2 separate regions of the Homo sapiens genome follow, and region 1 is linked to region 2. Evidence: chromatin loops called from intact Hi-C (ENCODE). Cell type or tissue: heart left ventricle. All regions are shown on one strand. Each heading gives the region's core, and the rest is flanking DNA. Links, peaks and the distances in the headings are about the cores only. Region 1 has its middle 270 kb from the start of GALNT17. Region 2 overlaps GALNT17 (polypeptide N-acetylgalactosaminyltransferase 17).

Region 1 (12,325 bases), core at 2,150-10,149, 690 kb before region 2:
TCTGTTACACAGCTCAGCCTGTGCTAACCAATGCAAAACTCTAAGTTGTAAATCAAAATTAAGAATTTCTATTTAACGAAGAACTTACAGGCAGAGTTAACAGATTAAAAAATATATTTTTAACATTAAAAACAAACAAGGGATTAATAGTTATTCTAGGTAAGAAATTCCTTTCTAAATGGCATTTTTTTGTCAGAAAAAAAAGAATTTTACATAAGGTTGGAAAGAAATCCAACTAAAGCCTCCTAGAAATCCATTTGAGAAGTGGGCAAATGATAAGAATTCATTGAGGCAGAAATGCAAATGGCTAATGTGAACATGAAGAACTGCTCAACATCCCTAGTGATCACAGAATTTATAACATGAGTGAGATACTATTCACACCAATCAGATTTGGCAGATTTAGAAAGGTAGATAAAGCCAAGTGTTGGTGAGGATAGAGGAACTGGCAATTGATATGTATCCACTGTTGATGGGAGGATATCTTGATGCAGTGTTCAGGGGAGCACCCTGGTAGGAGTTACTGGAATTAAGAATGGGTAGACTGCATGCCCATCAACCCCACTGTATCTCTACAAGGGAGATCCATGTAACAATGTCATCATGGCATTGGTAGTTGAAGTGGGGAGGTAGAGAGAGCCAAATCCCCCTGTTATTAGAAAGGGGTCCTGATCCAGACCCCAAGAGAGGGTTGTTGGATCTTGCACAAGAAGGAAATCAAGGTGAATCCATACAGTAAAATGAAAGCAAGTTTATTAAGAAAGTAAAGGGATAAAGAATGGCTACTCCATAGGCAGAGCAGCCCCAAGGGCTGCTGGTTAACTATATTTAATGTTATCATTCTTTCTTGATTATACGCTAAACAAGGGGTGGTTTATTCATGAGTTTTCCTGGAAAGGGGTGGGCAGTTCCTGTAACTGAGGGTTCCTTCCCTTTTTAGACCATATAGGGTAACTTCTTGGTGTTGCCATGGCATTTGCAAACAGTCATGGCACTGCTGGGACTGTCTTTTGCGTGCTCATGCATTTTAATTAGCATATAATGAGCAATGAGGACAATCAGAGGTGACCTTAGTCGCCATGTTGGTTTTGACAGGATTTGGCTGGCTTCTTTACTGCAACTGTTTTATCAACAAGGTCTTTGCGACCTGTATCGTGTGCTGACCTCCCATCTCATCCTGTGACTTAGAATGCCTTAATTTCCCTGGAATGCAGCCCAGTAAGCTTCAGTCTTATTTACCCAGCTCTTATTCAAGATGGAGTAGCTCTGTTTCAAACAGCTCTGACACTCCTGACACAGGATTAATATATAGCACAGAACAATAAACCACGCTAAACGACAAGCAGCATTGAGTGAAACAGCACAACAAACAGAAGGAGATACTTACATAAACTGAAGATAAATGCATACACAAAACAGCAACACACACACACACACACACACACACACACACACACACACACACACACACAGAGGAACATATATCCAAAGATACATTAAACCCATCAGGATGGATGCTTCTGGTGGTGGGGTCTGGAGAGTGGGAGGGGAGTGAAGAGAGGCCACTGTCAGGCCTCTGAGCCCAAGCTAAGCCATCATATCCCCTGTGACCTGCACGTCTACATCCAGATCTCCTAAAGCAACTGAAGATCCACAAAAGAAGTGAAAATAGCCTTAACTGATGACATTCCACCATTGTGATTTGTTTCTTCCCCACCCTAACTGATCAATATACTTTGTAATCTCCCCCACCCTTAAGAAGGTTCTTTGTAATTCTCCCCACCCTTGAGAATGTACTTTGTGAGATCCATCCCCTGCCCGCAAAACATTGCTCCTAACTCCACTGCCTGTCCCAAAACCTATAAGAAGTAATGATAACCCACCACCCTTTGCTGACTCTCTTTTCGGACTCAGCCAGCCTGCACCCAGGTGAAATAAACAGCCTTGTTGCTCACACAAAGCCTGTTTGGTGATCTCTTCACACGGACTCGTGAGACAGCTACTATGTTACGTCAGAATGATTGCAAGCTGAGTGTTAGGATTGGCTTAACTTTCTGCACCCAATATCCTAAGGGAGGAAAAAACCGGACCCTCTAAGGGGAAATATTATCTGTAGGGCCTGATCCCATCATTGGACCCTTCACCCAACGCTGCTGAGTGAGTAGAGGGTTTATTTCATCCTTCCAATTTAGTGATTCAGTAGAGATTTCAAGACTCAAAGCTTAATTAACTCCATTTTAATTGAAGTCATCTTCTCAGTCATGGTGTCTGCACGCAGGACAATTCAGCTTGGCCTCCAAGTGCTTCAGTACAAGGCCCAATTTCTGGCTCAGCCATTAACCAGCCCCAAGTCAGGATAATCAGACAAGTCTTCAATTTGTGGGGATTTTATGGTTGGAATCAGGGTACTTTGACCTCTGGAAGGACAGACCTCTGAGGTGCAAGGATGTTTAATGGTTGCACAGAGAAGACAATCCTACAGAAAAGGCAGTAGTTGGGGCAGTGATTAGGACTCATTTTGGGGTGAGGGTGACAAGCACAGCGATCAACTAGCCTCACAGTCAGCTGTCTGCCTTTCCCGGATGGGTAACTGTCCCTTAATGGGAACTTCTTGTCTTCCAAGGAAGGCTAAGATAGGCAACTTGCTACAGTTTGCCTTAACATCAAAGCATGTCAAAAGGAGAACAATCCCAGTTTAAGAATCAGCCTGGGAGAAGGCAAGGAAGAATTTATAGTTTAGGACAAATTCAAGGACTGTAAATCATCTAATGTGAATATAGCACAGGGAGGTAGTTGGAGACAAGCTTGTCAAATAGGCTGAAGCCAGATTAGACAGGATTTTGGACTTTTTTTCTAGTAGTAGAGAGCCATGCTACTGAACTCTTTCTGAGAGAGGGATATTAGCTCACATGCTTTGGAAGGACAACTGACCACTCCAATCCTGGCTTCCCTTTGTTGTCATGGACTACAGGCCAGAATTCTATTTGGGAGTTGTGGCAGATTGTATTTTCCATAAATAGCTGCACCAATGCTTCCTGTCCATATGTTCTTCTCATTTTGATATTCCTCCTATCAAGAGTTGGGGTCTCCATTCTCTGTCCTTGAATCTGGACACTCTTATGACTATGGCAGAACTGATGCTATGTGACTTCCAAGGCTAGGTGGTAAAAGGTGATACAGATACACCCAGCTGCCATGATGTGAGGAAGCCCAAGCAAACACGAGGAGAGGCCACATATAGTTTTTCCAACTGATATCTCAACAAGGCCTCAGTCAACAGGCATCATCAGCTGCCAGAAATGTGGGTGAACAAGCCCTCATATGATTCCAGTCCCCTTCCACTGGGTCACCCTTAATCTTCAAGCTGAAGTCTCAGACGACATGGAGTAGAGACAAGACAGTCCCACTGTGCCCTGTCCAAAGTCCTGCCCCACAGAGTATGGGAGCAGAATAAAATAGTTGTTGTTTAATGCCACTAAATTTGGAGTTGATTGTTATGCAGGAATAGATAGCGAGAAGCCTGGGCATGGTGGCTCACACCTGTAATCCCAGCACTTTGGGAGGCTGAGGCAGGAGGATCCCTTGAGCTCAGGAGTTCGAGACCAGCCTGGGCAACATGGTGAAACCCTGTCTCTATCCAAAAATACAGAAAAAATAGCCAGGTGTGGTAGTGCACACCTGTAGTCCCAGCTACTTGGGAGGCTGAGCTGGGAGCATTGCTTGAGCTGGGGAGGTTGAGGTGGCAGTGAGCCAAGATTGCGTCAATGTTCTCCAAGCTGTGTGACAGAGTGAGACTCTGTCTCAAAATAAATAAATAAATAAATAAAAATAAAAACTAAAAGAAGAGATAGCTAGAACAGAAGCCTATTGCAATAACAAAAGTAGACAAAAAAGGCACAGATAGTCTTGAGGAAAAGCAGGATACTGAGACCTTGTTGGAGTAAATCTGACTAATTGGAGATGGGGAAGGGGTTTCTAAGATGAACAAATGACTGGCACAAGTGATCTGCCATTGATTGAAATAAAAAACTGGAAAGGGGAGCAGAAAAGAGAGTCCTTTTGCATTTGAATATGTTGATTGTAAATTGGCTGGATATTTCTATGGGCAGATAGGGAGGTTTGGGAAATGATGGAGTTTGGAGGCTCTTCAGCCTCTCAGTGTCTTTAGAGCCCTGGAAAAGACTAGCTCACCCAGAGGAGGAGCATCAAAGTTTGGAAAAAGAGAAGAGAATTCAGAAGAGGTCTTTGGGGAGAGTGACCACACCAACAACTCTATCTATTAGAGTTGGTTTTCTTTGGTTATCCATTCCTGCAAAACAATCAACTCCAAATTTCAATAATAATAATTTATTTTGCTCCCAGGCTCTGTGGGGTAGGACTTTGGGCAGGGCACAGTGAGATTGGCTTGTCTCTGCTCCATGGTATCTGAGACTTCAGCCTAAAGACTAAGGGTGACCTAATGGCAGAGGACTGGAATCATCTGAGGGCTTGTTTACCCACATGACTGGCAGTTGATGATACTTGTTGATTGAAATCTTTTTGAGCTATCAGTTGGAAAAACTATATGTGGCCTTTCCTCATGTTCACTCGGGCTTCCTCACATCATGGCAGCTGGGTGCCAGGAGCAAGCATTCCAAGTGAACCAGGTAGAACTGTATCACCTTTTATCACCTAGCCTTGGAAGTCACATAGCATCACTTCTGCCATAGTCATAAGAGTCTCTAGATTCAAGGAGAGAGAATACAGATACCAACTCTTGATAGGAGGAATGTCAAAGTGAGAAGAACATATGGATGGGAAACATTGGTGCAGCTATTTATGGAAAATACAATCTGCCACAATTCCCAAATAGAATTCCAGCCTGTAGTCTCTGACAGCAAAGGGAAACCAGAATTGGAGTGGTCAGTTGTCCTCCTGAAGTATATGAGCTAATGTCCTTCTCTCAGAAAGAGTTCAGAGTTCAGGGAGCAGGGAGAAGAGAAGGAGGAACCAGTAAAATAATGAGAGTAGGTCGATGGAAAACCAAGAGAGCATCCACAGTGTCTATGATGCACAGAGAGCTGGTGGGGGAAAGTAGGAAGAAGCAGTAGACAACAGAGCATCAGTTTGGCTTCAAGTTATTCAACATCCTCTCAGATTTAAATCATAAAAATTGATTGCTTGCTGGGCATGGTGGCATGTGCCTGTAATCCCAGTTACTTGGGAGGCTTAGGGGAGAGGATGGCTTGATGCCAGGAGTTCAAGACCAGCCTGGGCAACCTAGCAAGACCCCGTCCCTAAAAAGATAATAATAAAATAAATGGATTTCTGCCATTATCATTGTTTAGTACCAGCTGTATGCTAGAGACTGGGCTAAGTGTGCTACATGTGTTATTCTGCATACTCTTTATTCTTCTAACATATTTTGCATATTTTATGTTATCCTCATAACAGCCCTGTGAGGCTGGGGGTTCTGACTGGTGAGGAATCCAAGGTCCCAAGGTTACATACCAAGTTAGTGCTGGAGCTGGGATTTGAACCTGGCTCTAGTTGGCACCAAAGCTCTTCTATGTCTCTCTTCTCGTCTACTTATATTTCTCTCTTCTTGCTACAGATATTTACTTCTGTATTCTTCTAAGAGGTTTATGGTTTCCCCTTATAAATCTAGTTCTTTCATCTATTTGGAGTTAATTCCTGTGAATGATGTGAGATAGGGGTCTAGCTTCATTCTTTTGTTTGTGGACATCCAGTTGTCCCAGCTTCATTTATTTGTATTAAGGCTTTTAATCTTCTCATCCACTTCCCTCCCTCCCCACTCCAGCCCTTGGCAACCACGAATCCGCTTTCTGTCTCCATGGATTTTTCCATTTTGGACATTTTATATAAATGAAATCCCACAATATGTGCTCTTTTGTGACTGGCTTCTTTCACTTGGCATGATGTTTTTGAGGTTCGTTCAGGTTGTTGCATGGGTCCGTACTTTATTCCTTTTCATGGCTGAATAATATTCCATTATGTGGATAGTCTATTATACATTTTGTTTATCCACTTAACTGTTGATGGGCATTTGGGTTGTCTCCACTTTTTGGCTATTGTGAGTGGTGGTGCTGTGAACATTTGTGTACAAGTTTTGGTGTGAACATCTCTTTCAATTTTCTTGGGTACCTAGGAGTGAGATTGCTGGGTCATATGGTAAACTCTATGGTTAACTGTTTGAGAACTGCCAAGCTGTTTTTCCAAAGCAGCTGCATCATTTAACATTCCCTCAAGCCATGTAGGAGGGTTTGAATTTATCTGCATCCTTGCCAATGCATCTTATTGTCTGTCTTTTTTATTAGAATCATCCTGGTGGATATAAAGTGTATCACTGTGGTTTGATTTGCATTTCCCTAATGACTAATGATGCTGAGCATCTTTTCATGTACTTATTGGCCATTTGTATATATTCTTTGGAAAAATATCTATTCAGATCTTTTGCTTATTTTAAAATTGGGTTAATTGTCTTTTTATTGTCAAGTTGTAAAAATTCATTATATACCAGATGCAAACCTCTTATCAGACATATGATTTGCAATTATTTTCTTCTATTCTGTGGGTCATCTTTGCATTTTCTTGATGGTATCATTTGAAGCACAATATTTTAAAATTTCAGTAAAGTCCAATTTGTCTGTTTTTTCATTTGTCACTTGTACTTGTGTAGACACATCTAAGGAGGTTTTGCTTAACTCGAGGTCATGAAGATTTGCTTCTGTATCCTTCTAAAAGTTTTATGGCTTCCATTCTTAAATTGAGCTCTTTCATCCACTTGGAGTCAATTTCTGTGAATGGTGTGAGGTAGGATCCAACTTCATTCTTTTGTTTGTGGACATCCAATTGTCCCAGTATCATTTGTTTGTATTAATGCTTTTCATCTTCATATCCATTTTATGTAGAGGTGCATTATTATCCCATTATATAGATGGGTAAACAGAGATGCATAGCAGTTAAACAACTTCTGCAGTATCATCCCAGCTGGTCAGTGGCAGAGACTGGATTTGAGTCAGGCAGTTTGTATCTGAGCCTGTGTTATATGGCCTCACAACATGCCTCCTTATCTTTTGTTAATTTTTTTTTTTTATGTTTTAGTTTTAGAGACAGGGTCTTGCTCTTTCACTCAGGCTGGAGTGCAGTGGCACAATTATAGCTTACTGTGCCTCAAATCCCTGGGCTCAAGCGATCCTCCAGCCTCAGCCTCCTGAGTAGTTGGGACTATAAGCACGTGTCACAACATCTGGGTAATTTAAAATATTTTTTTGTAGAAATGAGTTCTTGGTATGTTGCCTGGGATGGTCTCAAACTGCTGGGCTCAAATAATCCTCCTACCCTAACCTCCCAAGTAGCTAGGGCTACAGGTGTGCACCACCACCTCCAGCTAGTTTTTTAATTTTTTGTAGAGATAGGGTCTTGCTATGTTGCCCAGGCCTCAATCTTGAATTCTGGCCTCAGGTGAGCCTTACCACTTGGCCTTCCAAAGTGCTGGGATTACAGGCATGAGCCTCCACATCTGGCCCAACATGCCTTTTTGAATACAGGTACTGGAGGTTGAAAGTAGAGAAGGTGATCTTGTGCCATCCTGCATTGCTGTAGGACTGCAGAAGTGATGGCTACAGCTTCATCCTTTGAGACCTGGAGTGCCAGGACACCCAGGCTCCCTGCAGCAACAGTGTGTGAGAAATGGCCACAGCCTGACACCCGAGGCCATTGGTGTAGGAGGCATGTCCACCATGAAAGTATTGGGCTGGTTTCTGCTCACAAGCAGCTCTGCAGCTTGAGGGGTGAGGGGACAAAGTGGCTGTATTAGGGCCTGGGGTTGCTTTGGAGGCCCAGGGCCCCATGGAATATCCCCAAACATGGGGAGAAAGGAGACACTCCCCAGAAACAAGGTGCCCAGACAGTGAGGGGAGCAAATGAGGAGTGGTGTCATTTAGAGCAAAGGAAGAGATAAAATAAATGCACCCTGTGCCTTCATCTGTTTGTCAGCCCTAGCAGAATCCCTTAGACTGGGTAGTTTATAAACTATAGATACTTATTGCTCATGGTTCTGGAGGCTGGGAAGTCCAAGATCAAGTCCAGATCATGCCCAAGATCAAGGTGCTTGCAGATTCTGTGTCTGGTGAGGGCCCACTTTGCAGTTCTGAGATGATGCTTTCTTGCTGTGTCCTTACATGGTGGAAGGGACACAAGCTCCCTCAGGCCTCTTTTACTTTTCAAAAATTTTTATTTAGGTTGGTGCAAATGTGATTGCAGTGTTTGCAATTACTTTTAATGGCAAAAACCACAATTACATGTGCAGCAACCTAATAATTTTAATTTTTATAGGTACATAGATGGTGTATATATTTATGGCATACATGAGATATTTTGATTCAGGCACACAATGTGAACTAATCATATCAGAGTAAATGGTGTATCCCTTACCTCAAGCATTTAGCATTCTTTTTGTTACAGATGTTTGAATTATATTCATAGTTATTCTAAAATGTAAAATAAATTATTGTTGTCTGTAGTCACCCTGTTGTGCTATCAAATACTAGATTTTTTTTTCTTTTTTAAGATGGTATCTCTCTCTGTTGACCAGACTGGAGTGCAGTGGCACGATTTCAGCTCACTGCAACCTCTGCATCCTGGGTTCAAGTGATTCTCCTTCCTTAGCCTCCAGAGTAGCTGGGATTACAGCGACCCACCACCATGGCCTGGCTAATTTTTGTATTTTTAGTAGAGACAGGGTTTTGCCATGTTGACCAGGCTGCCAGGCTGGTCTTGATCTCCTGACCTTAGGAGATTCACCTGCCGCAGCCTCCCAAACTGCTGGGATTACAGGTATGAGCCACTGTGCCCGGCCAAGATCTTATTTATTCTATCTAACCATATTTTTATAACCATTTACCATTCCCCTCCGGACTACCCTTCCCAGCCTCTGGTAGCCATCATTCTACTCTCTATCTCCATGAGTTCAATTGTTCTAATTTTTAGCTTCCACAAATAAGTGAGAACATGTGACATTTGTCTTTCTGTGCCTGGCTCATTTTACTTAACACAAAGTCCTCCCGTTCCACCCATGTTGTTGCAAATGACAGGATCTCATTATTTTTTGGGCTGAATAATACTCCATTGTGTTTAAGCACCACGTTTTCTTTATCCATTCGTCTGTTGATGGACACTTGGATTGCTTCCAAATCTCGGCTACTGTGAACAGTGCTGCAACAGACATGGGAGTGCAGATGTCTCTTTCATATAGTGATTTCCTCTGGTAGGTATACACCCAGGAGTGGGATTGCTGGATCACATGGAGGTTCTGTTATTTTCAGTTTTCTGAGGAACCTCCATTCTGTTCCCCATCGTGGTTGTACTAATTCACATTCTCACCAACAGTGTACCAGGGTTCCCTCTTCTCCTCATCCTCGCCAGCATTCATTATTGCCTGCCTTTGGGAGCTTGGGTCTCTTTTAGAATGGCACTAATCCCATGCACAAGGGTTCCACTTTCATCAACTAATCATCTCCTAAAGACTCAATTTTTTTTTTTTTTTTTGAGACAGATTCTCACTCTGTAACCCAGGCTGGAGTGCGATGGTGCAATCTCAGCTCACTGCAACCTCTGCCTCCCGAGTTCAAACGATTCTCCTGCCTCAGCCTACCAAGTAGCTGGGATCACAGGTGCGTGCCACCACACCCAGCTAATTTTTGTATTTTTAGTGGAGACAGGGGGTCACCATGTTGGCCAGGCTGGTCTTGAACACCTGACCTCAGGTGATCTGCCTGCCTCGTCCTCCCAAAGTGCTGGGATTACATATGTGAGCCACTGCACTTGGCCAAGACTCTACCTCTGATAGGGATAAGGTTTGAACATACAAATCTGGGGAGATGCAAACATCCAGGCCATGACACCCTGTGGTTCAGGAGATGGAGACCTGGGCAGTGGCCCCAGCAGAGGCACTTGGCTTGACCCTCCCTGGCTTTGCTGTCCTTATTAGGCTGTTACAAAACTGTTTCCAGGGGGCAGGAGAAGGATGGGTTATGTGGGTCCACTTCATGTGCACCTGCTTGGGTGATGTTTTCCTCCCATCTTTTGTCATCAATAACCAGCTGGAGTAGAGCGCTGTGGGCTGCAAGCTGTCACTGGCTGTGGGCTGGAGGCTAACAGAATGCCATTTCCCGGTGAGCAGACCCCTGGTGTTTGGTGCCCCAGGGCAGCCAGAGGCCAGTGCACGAAGGAAAGGGCAAGGGGTCCTAGGAGCCTCACCCCTCCTGGCAAGGGTTCAATGCTGTGGCTTCCCTAGAATATCTGGCCCTGGACACTTGCTCCACCCTTTACCAGCTTTGCACCCCGCTTTGTGCCTCTGTTTCGTTACTTCTTCTGCAAAATGGGAAAAATAATTGTAAAAAATAAAAATATTGTACCATGTAGTATTGTTGTTTGGATTAAATTAGGTAATACACACAAAGCTCTCGAAAAAGTGCTGGACATGGTGCACCTGTGCAATACGTGTTAGCTGTTATTGCTGATATAATTTTTTTTTTTTTTTTTTGAGACAGGATCTCACTCTGTCACCCAGGCTGGAGCGCAGTGATACAATCTCTGCTCACTGCAACCTCTGCTCCCCTTGACCCCAGGTCTCAAGTGATCCTCCCACCTCAGCCTTCTGAGTAGCTGGGACCACAGGCATGCGCCACCATGCTTGGCTAATTGTTTTGTGTTTTTACAATACAAAAATAAAATTTAGCGACAGGTTTTGCCATGTTGACCATGCTGGTCTTGAATTCCTGAGCTCAAGTGATCCGCCCTGCCTCAGCCTCCCAAAGTGCTGGGATTACAGACACGAGCCACTGCACCCGGCCACTGATATAATTCATAATAATAGGCTTCTTAGCCCAGGCATGAAGGGGCTTGAAGATGACCAGCTCAGCATTCCTGCTGGAAAATTCCAAACTCTTGCTGCCCGCCTAGTCTCGGGAGCACCAAGCAATCTCATCTTCCACATGCAGATGGTTTGCTGTTTTCCAAATTTGTCCACAGATTTCTTCCCCTGTGGAGTTCTCAGCCCTATTTGGCGTGGGAATGTAGTTGCCCAGTGGATTTTGCAGGCACCAGGCCCTGCACAGTGGCTGCAGGGAATCTAATGACCTGAACTCTCAGGTGTCCTAGCCTGGCTCAGTGAGCTGTCTGCTCTTGCAGTCCCATATCTGTGGCTTTGACAGGAGAAACTTATATGAAGATTCCTCATCCAGTCTCAAGACTGGACCTAAAGTAGTCCAAGAGATCTCCAAAATACCCCTCCCAGCTCCTTCCCAGGACCCTTGGAGGCTCTCACCTGGTGCATTTCATTTTTTTTCTTTTTTGGAGACAAAGTTTCACTCTTGCCCAGGCTGTGTGGTGGTGTGATCTTGGCTCACTGCAACCTCTGCCTCCCGGCTCCAAGTGATTCCCCTGCCTCAGCCTCCTGAGTAGCTGGGACCACAGACACATGCCACCACACACAGCTAATTTTTTTTTTTTTAATTTTTAGTAGAGATGGGCTCTCGCCATGTTCGCCAGGCTGGTCTTGAACTCCTGGCCCCAAATGATCCACCCACCTCAACCTCCCAAAGTGCTGGGATTACAGGTGTGAGCCACCACACCTGGCCTGTACTACATTTCTTCTCATGGCCATTTCAATTAAAATTGAGCCTTTACAATTTCCCATCTGTTTCGGGTTGATTTTACGAAACACACCTTATTCGTTTCTAGCTTTCTTGCATTGTTGTCAGAGAAAGAAGCCTGCACCATTGTTTTTTTTTTCCCTCTCTCCAACTTTTATTTTAAGTTCTGGGGTTCACGTGCAGGATGTGCAGGTTTGTTACATAGGTAAACATGGGCCATGGTTGTTTGCTGCACAGATCATCTCACCAACTAGGAATTCAGCTCAGCATCCATTAGCTATTCTTCCTGATGCTCTCCCTCCTCCCACCAGCGCCCTCCGACAGGTCCCAGTGTGTGTTGTAACCTCCCTGTGTCCGTGCATTCTCATCATTCAGCTCCCACTTGTAAGTGAGAACATGTGGTGTTTGGTTTTCTGTTCCTGCATTAGTTTGCTGAGGATAACGGCTTCCACCTCCTTGTGTTGAGATGATCACAGGGAAATCATCCTGCCGTCTAGGCCACTCCTCCTCCCCAGATGCTTCCCAGTGGTGCAGTGGCCTCATCAGCCTTCTCTAGCTCCCTCCCCTCCATCCATCCAGGAAGTCACATAGAAATTGAGAAGCAGGGTCAGGCATGGGTGCCGTGGCTCACGCCTGTAATCCCAGCACTTTGGGAGGCCAAGGCGGGC
Region 2 (12,325 bases), core at 2,113-10,112:
TTCATAGAGGAGTTGGGTGCGGTGGCTCTTGCCTGTAATCCTAGCACTCTGGGAGGGCAAGGCGGGTGGATTGCTTGAAGTCAGGAGTTCAAAACCAGCCTGACCAACATGGTGAAACCCTGTCTTTACCAAAAATAAAAAATTTTTTTTTTTAAAAATTAGCTGGTGTAGTGGCGTGCACCTGTAATCCCAGCTACTTGGGAGGCTGAGGCAGGAAAATCACTTGAATCAGGAAGGTAGAGGTTGCAATGAGCCAAAATCGCACCATTCCACTCCAGCCTGGGCAACAGAGCAGGAGTCTGTCTCAAAAAAAAAAAAAAAAGTTAATAGAAACTGGGTGCTTTGTTCATCTCTTTGTTTTCTTGAGTGGTTGAGATGCATTCCTGTCACACTGTGCCCCCAAATGACAAGGACAGCAATCTTTTTTTATGCTTTCTTGCCCATGGGTTACAGGGGTTTGGCCTTGTGGCCATGGGCCACACCATCTTTTCTTTTGTTGGGAGGAGGGAGGAAACTGGCTGGCCTTAGAGTTCAACATTGACAATCTGGTAGAAGGTAATTGAATCATGGTGGTAGGTTTCTCCCATGCTGTTCTCTTGATAGTGAATAAGTCTCATGAGATCTGATGGTCTTATAAAGGGCAGTTCCCCTGCATACACTCTCTTGCCTGCCACCATGTAAGACATGTCTTTGCTCCTCCTTCACCTTCTGCCACGATCGTGAGGCCTCCCCAGCCATGTGGAACTGTGAGTCCATTAAACCTCTTTGTCTTTATAAATTATTCAGTCTCAGGTATTTCTTCATAGGAGTGTGAAAATGGACTAATACAGTGTCCTGTCTCTTCTTCCTCAGAGCGGACACCTCCAGAAAGGAATGCTTTCATTAAGGAAAAAGGCAGCCAAAATCCTGTTTCCATAGAGTCTTGTTTAATTCTTTGTGTTACATCTCCATGTCATTATCAATGAATCAGCCTCCAGTGAAATAACTGACTGCACTTGTGGTTTACGTCACTGAGCCAGGAAGCCAGGGAGTGGGGTGTGTGGGAGAAACAGCTTTGCTTCTGAGCCTCTGGGGGTTATGGATAGGAATGCCCCTTGCCAGCTACTGGACCTGGTACTGTGGTGGCCTCTGTGTATATCCCTCAGTGTGCTGTGATCTTCAGGAGGGAAGGGATGATAGAGTCCACGTTTCAGCTGGCCTTTCTATTACTCGAGCAGAGTCGCCAGTCTTTCTGGATATATGTTCCTTTGTTGACTTGTTTCTGGAATGGAATTCCATAGGCTTTTAGACCTATATGGCTTGAAGAGGTGATAAAAGAAGGCATCTACAAGACCATTAGAAAAGATCTTGGCTGGGCACGGTGGCTCATTCCTGTATTCCTAGCACTTTGGGAGGCCTAAGGTGGGAAGCTTGCTTGAGCCTAGGAGTTTGAGACCAGCTTAGGCTACATAGTAAGACTCTGTCTCTACAAAAAGTACATGAGTTAGCCTGGCATGGTGGTGCATGCCTGTAGTCCCAGCTACTTAGGAGGCTGAGGCCGGAGGATTGAGGATTGCTTGAGCCTAAGGAGTTTGATGCTGCAGTGAGCTACGATCATGCCATTGCATTCCAGCCTGGGCAACAGAGCGAGACTCTTTCTCATAAATAGATAAATAGGTAGATGAATAAATATATTACAATATACATTAAGACTTCATGTAAGTTTCATTATACCGAAAGAGTAATTGTTTTTTTCTCCTTGAGTTGTGTTAGAAAAAGTTCTTTTCTGTTATCACAGCTTAGTATATGCCAGGCCCAGGAGGGAATGGGGTCATACCAAGCCCCTGGAAGAATTTTGGAGGAAAAAGAATCTTGTTCTGTTTCATGGGTCTTCTGGGAATGCAGAAGAGGAGGATCCGAGGGAAAGGAGGTTCTGAGAGAAAGTAGATTCTCTCCGTAAAAGCATCCAGAGAAAGCGTGTGGCTTTCTCAGCTATATTCTGACCCTGCTCAAGTAATAACCATGTTTCAACCTAAAACCGTCTCCTGCTTGTCTTTCAATGCACAGAGCTCAACATACTTTAAAGACAGAATAATTAGAATGTACTATGTACAAAATAACTACTAGCTCAGATGAGTCCTGCCCCAATTTAAAATTGAGAACAGTGAGTGCTAGTGTTATGTTTTTAAATGAAACTAAGCAAAACCACTTCTTTTCTGATTATAAAAGTCAACAGGTTCATTGTAAAGGCATGGGAAAAAATTTAAAGAAGAAAATAAAAGTATCCCACAACCTTACAACCTAGAAATAATGATAGGTAACTGGTTTAGCATATTACCTTTTATTGACCTGTATATAAATAAATATTGGGTCATACATAGCTATGATTGTGTTTTGACTTTATAACTAGCATTATTACATGAGCTTTTTATTATATCATTCAGTTGTTTTTTGTTTTTTTGTGTGTGTTTTTTTTGTTCTTTTGAGATGGAGTCTCGCTCTGTCCCCCAGGCTGGAGTGCAGTGGCGTGATTTTGGATCACTGCAACCTCTGCCTCCCGGGTTCAAGCAATTCTCCTGCCTCAGCCTCTTGAGTAGCTGGGACTACAGGCCTGTGCCACTATGCCCAGCTAATTTTTTTGTATTTAATAGAGACAGGATTTTGCCATATTGGCCAGGCTAGTCTTGAACACCTGAACTTAAGTGATCCACCCACCTCGGCCTCCCAAAGTGCTGGTGGGATTACAGACGTGAGCCACCATGCCCAGCCTTCATTCAGTATTCTTTATATGATGTTTTAATAGCTGCATTCATTTTATCATGGACTGTGCCAAAATATACTTAATTATATCCCAATTGATATAAATTTAGAAGATTTTAATTTTTTCATTATGATCGATAATATTTTGATTTAAAGTTTTGTACAAAAACTTTTTTTAAATCTCTGATTTTTTTTATTTCCTCTTCTGGCTTTTTACAAGATTTTGCCTTTGTTTTTAAATTTCCCATTATGATGTATCTAAGGATAGATTTCTTTTTATTTGTTCTGCTTGAGATTTGTTGAGCTTTGAATATATGTGTTCATTTCCTTCCTCAATTATGGGACATTCTTATCTATTATATCTTCTAATATTTCTTCTGCCCTGTTTACTGTCCTCTGGGATTTCACAAACTGGTGTCAGATCTTATCATTGTATTATTTATGTTGCCTACCCTCTTTTATTTATTCTTCATCTTTTTCTCCCTCTGTGCTTCATTCTTCATAGTTTCTTCTGTCTTAGCCTCTAGTTCATTAATGCTCTCTTCAGCTGTGTCTAATCTGCTGATAAATGATCCACTGAGTTCTTAATTTTTGAACTTTTTGATTTTAGATTTTTCTCTTTTTCCTTTTTCAAATATGTTGTGCTACTTTTTGTGATTTCCAGTTTCCTGCCAAAAATTTTAAGCTTGCTTTTTAATTTTCTTAAGCACAGTAAACATAGATGTTTTCCAATAAGTCTGATAGTTCCAGTATCTGGAAGTCCTGTGCCTCTCTTTTGTTGTCTGTTATTTTCATGCAAGTCTAACTTTTGGCCTCTTGATTCCTAATGCTTTTGATTGTCTTTGATTAGGTGTTAGAGATGTTAGCTACTGTGTTTGAAAAAGTTATGTATAGCCTGGGCAACATAGTGAAATACTGTCTCTTAAAAAAAATACAAAAAGAAATTAGCCAGGTGCATGGCACAGACCTGTAGTCCTAGCTACTTGGAAGGCTAATGCACTGGAGCCTGGGAGGTTGACGGTACATTGAGCTATGATCACACCACTGCACTCCAGCCTAGGGGACAGAGTGAGACCCTGTCTCAAAAAAAAAAAAAAAAGAGAGAGAGAGAGAGCGGGAAAGCAAGAGTTATTTGTCAAGTTAATTTGTAACCGAGGACGGTGTTACCTGCCTCTAGTGAGAATTTTTGTTTACTTCTGCCAAGAGCACAGGAGTGCTCACAGCCTCTGATTCCCTTAATGGAAATGCAAGGTGTGAGATTTTCTGGGCTTCCCAGAGGAAATGAAGTGAGCTTGCAGTTTGGGAGAGAGGCCAGGTTGACTTTCAGGTTGCTCTTTTTATTTATTTATTTATTTATTTATTTATTTATTTATTTATTTATTTATTTTGAGTCAGGGTGTTGGTTTGTCACCCAGGCTGGAGTACAGTGGTGTGATCTTGGGCCACTGCAACCTCCACCTCCTGGGTTCAAGCAATTCTCATGCCTCAGCCTCTTGCATAGCTGGGACTACAGGAGCATGCCACCACACTTGTCTAATTTTTGTATTTTTAGTAGAGACGGGGTTTGGCCATGTTGGCCAGGCTGGTCTTGAACTCCTGGCCTCAAACAATCCACCCACCTTGGCCTCCCACAGTGCTAGGATTACAGGCGTGAGCTGCTGTGCCTGGCATATAGCACTTGTTATATGCTAGGAAGGCACTTTACAAATTCTGATACTTTTAGTTCTCCTAAGAACCTTATACAGTAGGTACCGTGCCTGGCTGTGACTCTTTTTTTTTTTTTTGAGATGGAGTCTCACTCTGTTGCCCAGGCTGGAGTGCAGTGGTGTAATCTCGGCTCATTACAGTCTCTGCCTCCCAGGGTCAAGTAATTCTCCTGTCTCAGCCCCCCTCGTAGCTAGGACTACAGGCCCGTGCCACCACACCCGGTTAATTTCTTGTATGTTTAGTAGAGACAGGGTTTCACCATGTTGTCCAGGCTGGTCTCAAACTCCTGACCTTAGGTGATCCGTCCGCCTCGGCCTCCCAAAGTGCTGGGATTACAGGAGTGAGCCACTGTGCCCGGCCCACCAGGTTACTCTTAAGGGCAGACTTTTTGTATTTTAGCCAAAAATGAAGGGTGGTTTACCAGGTTGCCCATTATTAGTGGGCACTGAAACCCAACTCTCGGCTTTCTGGCCTTTTGAGGTGGCTAGAAGTGCAACCCAGCCTCTCAGTCCCGCTTTATGGACTGGAACACACCTCAAGGTAGAAGGAAACCCAGTTGCTGGGCATCTGTCTCCCTTTTCTAGTCTCGGCCAGAGTTCAACCTAATAATTTTCATTTTGTTCATCTACAGTGGTTTTATTAAGATCAAAAAATTTTATCCAGGCTGGTGTGGTGGCTCATGCCTGTAATCCTAGCACTTTGGGAGGCCAAGGTGGGCGGATTGCCTGAGCTCAGAAGTCTGAGACCACCCTGGGCAACATAGCAAGACTTTCTCTCTTAAAAAAAAATGCAAAAATTATCTGAGTGTAGTGGTATGTGCCTGTAGTCCCGGCTACTTTGGGGGCTGAGGTGGGAGGATTGCTTGAGCCCAGGAGGTTGAGACTACAGTAGGCTATGTTCGCACCACCTCCCTCCAGCCTGGGGGACAGAGCAAGACCTTGTCTCTTTAAAAAAAAAAAAATTTTCCAGCTTTTTTAGTTTTTTTAGGCTATAGAGTTGGTCCAAATTACATCATCTGACAGTCTCAGAGGCAGAAGTCATTATTATCCTTTATGATAAATTCCTAAGAGTAGAATTTCTAGGTCTAAGACATGTTTATTTTTAAGACTTACGAGACAGACTGCCAAATTACTTTCCAGAAAAGTTGTTTTTCATATTGAATCCTTGTTCTTTTTCTTCCCTTCTCCTAAGTATCTGTTGGTGTCTCAAAGTTCTGTTCATTCTTCTACAGTAATTTAAAACCTGTAACACAATTTAAATTTTAGTTGCAAGTCAGATGTAAGAAAGGGTGACTTTATTTTTCCAAATAAGAATTCAACTTGCTCTCCAGCCCTCGTGTTCACTGATGATGGAAAAGAAAACTAATCTTTTTGTTTCAAGGTAACTCAGTTTCTTCCCATTGAAAACTCCATCTCTTTCAGGACAATTGCTCCATTAAATCAAGATTTTGACAGGCTGTTATTTGTTAAGGGTCGCTCTTCCCCCTTGAAAGTTCTCCCTCTCCCAGCTTTCCTCTTAAATAGTGCCTGGAAGCAAGGGGAGCTGGTGCTGCCTTGGGGCAACGAGAGAGGTGTCTGGGCTGCGCCTGTCTTCTGGGACCTTTCTGGCTTCTGTTGACACCTCCCAATCTTGAGTTTTGTCCCTTCTGTATTCATAGCCGATGCCCTTGGCCCTGCTTCTGAACTTCAGGCAAGATATCCACCCAGTGGGTACCCTCCTGTCCCCTGACTCCCTTTGTGAACCAACCTGTCTAGTTCTTTGCTTCCTGATATGGTTTGGTTCTGTCCCCACCCAAATCTCATCTTGAATTGTACCTCCTGTGTGTCGTGGGAGGGACCCAGTGGGAGGTAGTTGAATCCTGGGGACGGGTTTTTCCCATGCTGTTCTCATGATAGTGGATAAATCTCGTGAGATCTGATGGGTTTATGAAGGGCAGTTTCCCTGCACACTCTCTGTTGCCTGCCACCATGTAAGACGTGACTTTGTTCCTCCTTTGCCTTTCGCCATGATGGTGAGGCCTCCCAAGCCATGTGGACTGTGAGTCCATTAAACCTCTTTCCTTTATAACTTACCCAGTCTTGGGGTATATCTGTATTAGCAGTGTGAGAACTGACTAATACACCTCCCCTTCGCCTGGGGTACTCAGGAACTTCAGGATTTCCTACAGGCCAGGAGCTGGCTGTGGGCATTTAGAGCATTATTTTAGGTCCTCTCTCTGCCTAAACATCACTCCACCATTCCTGCCCCACTGCCCATAGCACGCTGCAAGACAATTGCCTCCCGCCAGAGTGCTAGGCAGGAAGCAAAACATCCATCTCTTTGCCTTCCCATCCTCAAACCCATTTGCAGATTTCTGTACCCACTCCCTGAATTCCAACGTGAGCAGTAGGGTGAGGCTGAAACTCCCCCAGGAGAGACCTTCTCTTATGTCTGTCTCTTCTGTCTCCAGACTTATTCCCCAGCCCAGGGAGAATTAGCTTCTGTGTGTGTCTGTTTTGCATTGCTCTAAAAGAATATCTGAGGCTGGATAATTTATAAAGAAAAGAGGGTTATTTGGCTTACGGTTCTGCAGGTTGTACAAGAAGCATGGTGCCAACATCTGCTTGGCTTCTGGTGAAGGCTTCAGACATCTTCAGTCATAGTGGAAGGGGAAGGGGGAGCCAGCATTACGTGGTGAGAGAGGGAGCAAGAGAGACAAGGGAGGTCCTAGAGTCTTCGTTAACAACCAGATCTTGCTGAACTCATTACCACAGGGAAGGCACCAAACCATTCATGAGGGGTCTGCCCTCATGACCCAAACAGGTCCCATCAGGCCCCACCCACAACTCTGGTGATCACATTTCATCATGAGATTTGGAAGGGACTGACATCCAAATTATATCAGTCTTTTGGGGCACTGGAACTTTCCCATATGTCAGTACTTCTCAACCCTGATTGTGCTTTAGAATCAAATATGGATGTCGACCAATCAAACCAGTGTCTGGGAGTGTGCCTGAACAGAGGTCATTTTTCAAGATTCCCCAGGTGATCCTAAAGTGAGCCAGCAGTGAGCCCAGCAGCTTTGTCTTACTGAACTCATTACCATGGGGAGAACGCCAAACCATTCATGAGGGGTCTGCCCTCATGACCCAAACAGGTCCCATCAGGCCCCACCTATAACACTGGTGATCACATTTCAACATGAGATTTGGAAGGGAGAAACATCCAAATTATATCAGCCTTTTTTGGCATTGGAACTATCCCATATGTCAGTGATTCTCAACCCTGGTTGTGCTTTAGAATCAAATATGGATGTAGACCCATCATCAAACCAGTGTCTGGGAGTGCACCTCAACACAGGCAAGTTTTCAAGATTCCCTCGTTGATCCTAAGGTGAGCCAGCAGTGAGCCCCACGGCTTTGTCACAACCGCCATCCTCTGGCTTCACCGGTCTGCTGTCCTTAATATCTAAAGGGAGGCTTTTGGAATTTAGCAAATGCTTTCTGTCTCTGATGCACGGCTCGTGCGCTTGAAATCCGGGCTTAGGGACTATTGCTTCAGCAGTTAACGTCAGGAATCTATTTTATAGTCACAACAGAAAATTAACATCTCCTTTGCTTTTCTTTCTATCTCAGCTCTGACAGTCTTCCCCTAGATCAAGGCTAATGACTGCCTCTGGATGAGATGGCAAGTCCAGCATAGAAAAAGCCCATTCATAAGTTTCAAAATAAATTATTATACTCTTTTATTTGACTACTTTCTTACAACTATTTTGCTGCTACTGTAGCCCTTAAATACGCAAGGCCATCAGAAAGCTGTCTTCTTACCTGAATCTCATTTGGTTCCGAGAACAATTGCTGTCACCTGACTGTCCTTGGGTAAACATCATAGGCCAATGCTGAGAAGTGTTTTAAAAATCAGATTTGTGGAGCTTATTGTATTTGCTGAAGTGGTGTTAAGGAGACTTGGTTAAGGAGACCAAGTCACTCAGTAGAGAAATTTCTCTTGGGTCTTAGTGATCAAGTAACTATCTTTCTCTTATTAAAAATCTTTTAGACACTGCAGATCCAGCCAACGGTTCTGTCTACAGTGGGGATGAAAGAGCTTGGAGCTGAGTTTGTGGCCCACTGTTATTAAATATGTAATATGTCAGAGCCTGCATTTTGTCTGCTAAACTCACCCTCGGCATCATCTTTTTTATTTTTTTATTTTTTGAGACAGAGTCTTACTTCATCACCCAGGGTAGAGTGCAGTGGCGCTCTGCTCTCGGCTCACTGCAGCCTCTGCCTCCTGGGCTCAAGTGATTCTCCTACCTCAGCCTCCCGAGTATCTGGGACTACAAGCTCGAGCCACCACACCCAGCTATTTTGTTTTGTTTTGTTTTGTTTAGAGACAGGGTTTCACCATGTTGGCCAGGCTGGTCTTGAACTCCTGATCTCAGGTGATCCACCCACCTTGGCCTCCCAAAGTGCTGGGATTACAGGCATAAGCCACTGCGCCTGGCCCCCTTGACATAATCTTATTTTGCTCTTTGTCCTCTAATTCCCAATTAATTATTTTTATTTTTAACCTTTTTAAAGTGACCGGTTCTTTCTCTGTGGCCCAGGCTGTAGACTCCTGGGCTCAAGCAATCCTCCCTCCTCAGCCTCCAGAGTAGCTGGGATTACAGGTGCACACCACCAAACCCAGCTAATTTTTTTTTTTTTTTTTTGGGGAGAGATAGGGTCTCTCTATGTTGCCTCACTGGTCTCAAATTCCTGGCCTGAAGCAGTCCTTCTACCTCAGCCTCCCAAAGCTCTAGGATTACAGGCGTGAACCACCACATCTGGTATTAATTACTTTCTTTTCATTTTGTTTTATCCCATAGTGCCTGCATTGATATAGGATGTCCTAAAACATTCTCAGAAAACTTCTCCACCATGCAAAAATCTCAATACTCTTTCTTTCTTTTTGGAACCCTGTCAGTGTTGCTAGCCTGATGCCATTCTCGAATGTACATCCTAAAGCTTTTATCAAAGTTGTTCTTGCATCAGCCCTGGAAGTTGAAGAGGGATTATTGCCCTCCTTTTACAGATGAAGAGGAGGCTGATCCATCTTTCAAGACTTTCTCTTCACATGAGTCCCCATTCATTCTTTCAAAGTTACCTTCCTAGCTGGGTGCAGTGGCTCATGCCTGTGATCTAGCAATTTGAGAGGCTGAGGTAGGTGGATCACCTGAGGTCAGGAGTTCGAGACCAGCCTGGCCAACATGATGAAACCCTGTCTCTAATAAAAAATAAAATTAGCCAGGCCCGGTGGCGTGTGCCTGTAATCCCAGATACTCGGGAGGCTGAGGCAGGAGAATCGCTTGAACCCGGGAAATGAAAGTTGCAGTGAACCGAGATCGCGCCACTGCACTCCAGCCTGGGTGACAGAATGAAACTCTTAAATACCCGGGCGCAGTGGCTCACATCTGTAATCCCAGCACTTTGGGAGGCCAAAGCAGGCGGATCACTTGAGGTCAGGAGATCGAGACCATCCTGGCTAACATGGTGAAACCCCATCTCTACTAAAAATAACAAAAATTAGCCGAGCATCGTGGTGGGTGCCTGTAATGTCAGCCACTCAGGAGGCTGAGGCAGGAGAATGGTTTGAACCCAGGAGGCAGAGATTGCAGTGAGCTGAGATCACGCCACTGCACTCCAGCCTGGGCCACAGAGCGAGACTCTGTCTCAAAAACAAAACAAAACAAAAACACAATCACCTTTCTGCCAGTCTCTCCCAGTCCAGAGACTGTACTCTCCTCCACGGCTTCATCTTCTAGCACAGAGGTTGGTGAAATTTTTCTCTGATTGGCTGGATAGTAAATCCAGGCAAAATCAAGGATATTATGTGGGTACTTATAAACAAAGTGCAAAACCTGATTTCTACAAATATTTTATTGACAAAATCCAAAATGTAACATTAATGAGTCTAGGTTTTTTTTTTGGTAATCTGGGTCTACTAATGAGAACATTTGAATTTTCGTGTGTACAGGTGACATGTTGCTTTGTTTAGGTTCAAAGTTAGTGTTCCCATCATCATCATCAAATCAGTTATAAGTGTTCATCTGTTAAAAAAAATCCTTAATTCTCTGGCCAGACAAAAACAGGCAGTGTAGTTTGCTGATGATGCCTGTTCTAGACCTTTCTCTTTTTCTTTTCCCCAAATGTTCACTCAACCATGTCTCATCTCACAAGATAGCTAACCAGACACTTTAAAATATATATACACAGTATATATAAAGTGTCGATGGCTGACAACAGCTTAATGTGTCACCACTTCTTAAGAAGCATAGTGCATTTACAAAAACACTCTTCCAAGGCTTATTTGCAAATCAGTTTCTCAAAGCTTCAAGGAAATATGATTACCAAAAAGTAAAAGTATTATCCCGAGAAAATTGCTTATAGGGAATATCTTACTAGGGAGTTTCGATGTGGATCTTTGTTTTAATAAAACAAGCCCAGACAGAAATCAGTCAGCCAAGGAAATGAGTTTTGAGACTGGCAACTTCAGTCACCACTGGCGTTTTTTTCTGCATCTGTGAAAATTCACACCCCACAGAGATGAGGCTTCCTTTATCCTACAAAAGGAAATGCTCTTAATTCCTTGACAGTTCCCTTTCCAATCTGAAGGAAGTTGTTGTTTCAGCATGAATTATCTTTTCAGCAACAAAGGTGAAAGTGCTACTTCCACTTAAAGGCAAAGCACTGGCCTTTGGGTCCTATTTTCTTGTGAGATTATTTGTGAGCTGGATGCAGTGTTTGATTGTTTTAAAAGGCAGCCGACTTGTCCTTTTGGTATTTATATGTATAGCAGAGGCAATTGGAACTCTGGGCATTAAATTACCGTAATGTGCCAGTTGAGAATTCTATTCAAGCCAGCCAACTCCTTCCTCAAAATTATATTTTTAGTGTTTAGCAGCTGCAAGTTCCCAGAAATCTTCAAAGTGGGATCACTTATTTCACCCAGTGCAAGAGCTCTTAGCTGCTGCCAGTGTGAGATGATCTGGTCTGGGAGGCAGTTGGGTACCTGGGAGGGGCGAGAGATCAGAGGCCCCCTGGGTTGCCCTTAGTTCTGCACTTATTTGCATATGCTTCCCCTTGGTCAGGTTACTGAACCTCTGAGCCTCAGTTGGAAAATGGGGCTAATAATATCTACCAAATGGAGCTGCTTTGAGGATTCAAAATAATTATGAATCAACCAGGCGCAGTGGCTCACAGCTTTAATCCCACCATTCTGAGAGGCCATGGTGTAAGGATCGCTTGAGGCCAGGAGTCGGAGACCAGCCTGGGCAACAGAGTGGGACCTTGTTTCTACCAAAAGGAAACAATTCGCAGGGCATGGTGGTGTGTGCCTATAGTCCCAGCTATTTGAGAAGCTGAAGTGGGAGGATTGCTTGAGCCGGGAGATCGAGGCTGCAGTGAGCCGAGATTGCACTACTGCACTCCAGCTTGGAGTGCAGGTTCTTTTTTCTGTCTTATGTATTAAAAAGAAACACATTTTCAACATTAAAAACAAAAAAAAAAAAATCAGCCAGGCGCGGTAGCTCACGCCTGTAAATCCCAGCACTTTGAGAGGCTGCAGCGGGCAAATCGCGAGGTCAGGAGTTCGAGACCAGCCTAGCCAAGATGGTGAAACCTCATCTCTACAAAAATACAAAAAATTAGCTGGGTGTAGTGGTAGGTGCCTGTAATCCCAGCTACTCGGGAGGCTGAGGCAGGAGAATCGCTTGAATCCGGGAGGCGGAGGTTGCAGTGAGCCAAGATCATGCCACTGCGGTCCAGCCCAGGGGACAGAGTGAGACTCCATCTCAAAAAAAAAAAAAAAAAAAAAAAGAAAGAATCACAAATTGTCCTAAGGTAGCAGCAGATGCATTGAG

What was found. Hi-C counts contacts between places; a loop is a spot of excess contacts. Peaks named below come from ENCODE experiments on the same cell type or tissue, not always from the same donor. Only the 100,000 strongest peaks of a DNase experiment are listed, where the experiment ranks them.
Region 1: a loop joins it to region 2, with 3 times the contacts of the local background. A loop is called at or near these places in 2 of 110 quality-filtered maps.

What each region holds. Positions count from the first base shown.
Region 1 is chr7:70,858,515-70,870,839 of GRCh38, forward strand. No RefSeq gene overlaps it. Among named protein-coding and RNA genes, the nearest start is that of GALNT17, 270 kb to the right of the region's middle. RefSeq lists enhancers at 1-589, 10,805-11,306. In heart left ventricle, for the core only: no CTCF peak of the experiment used is centred there; no DNase peak of the experiment used is centred there.
Region 2 is chr7:71,547,936-71,560,260 of GRCh38, forward strand. The region is part of intron 5 of GALNT17 (polypeptide N-acetylgalactosaminyltransferase 17); the gene reads left to right. Among named protein-coding and RNA genes, the nearest start is that of MIR3914-1, 250 kb to the left of the region's middle. In heart left ventricle, for the core only: no CTCF peak of the experiment used is centred there; no DNase peak of the experiment used is centred there.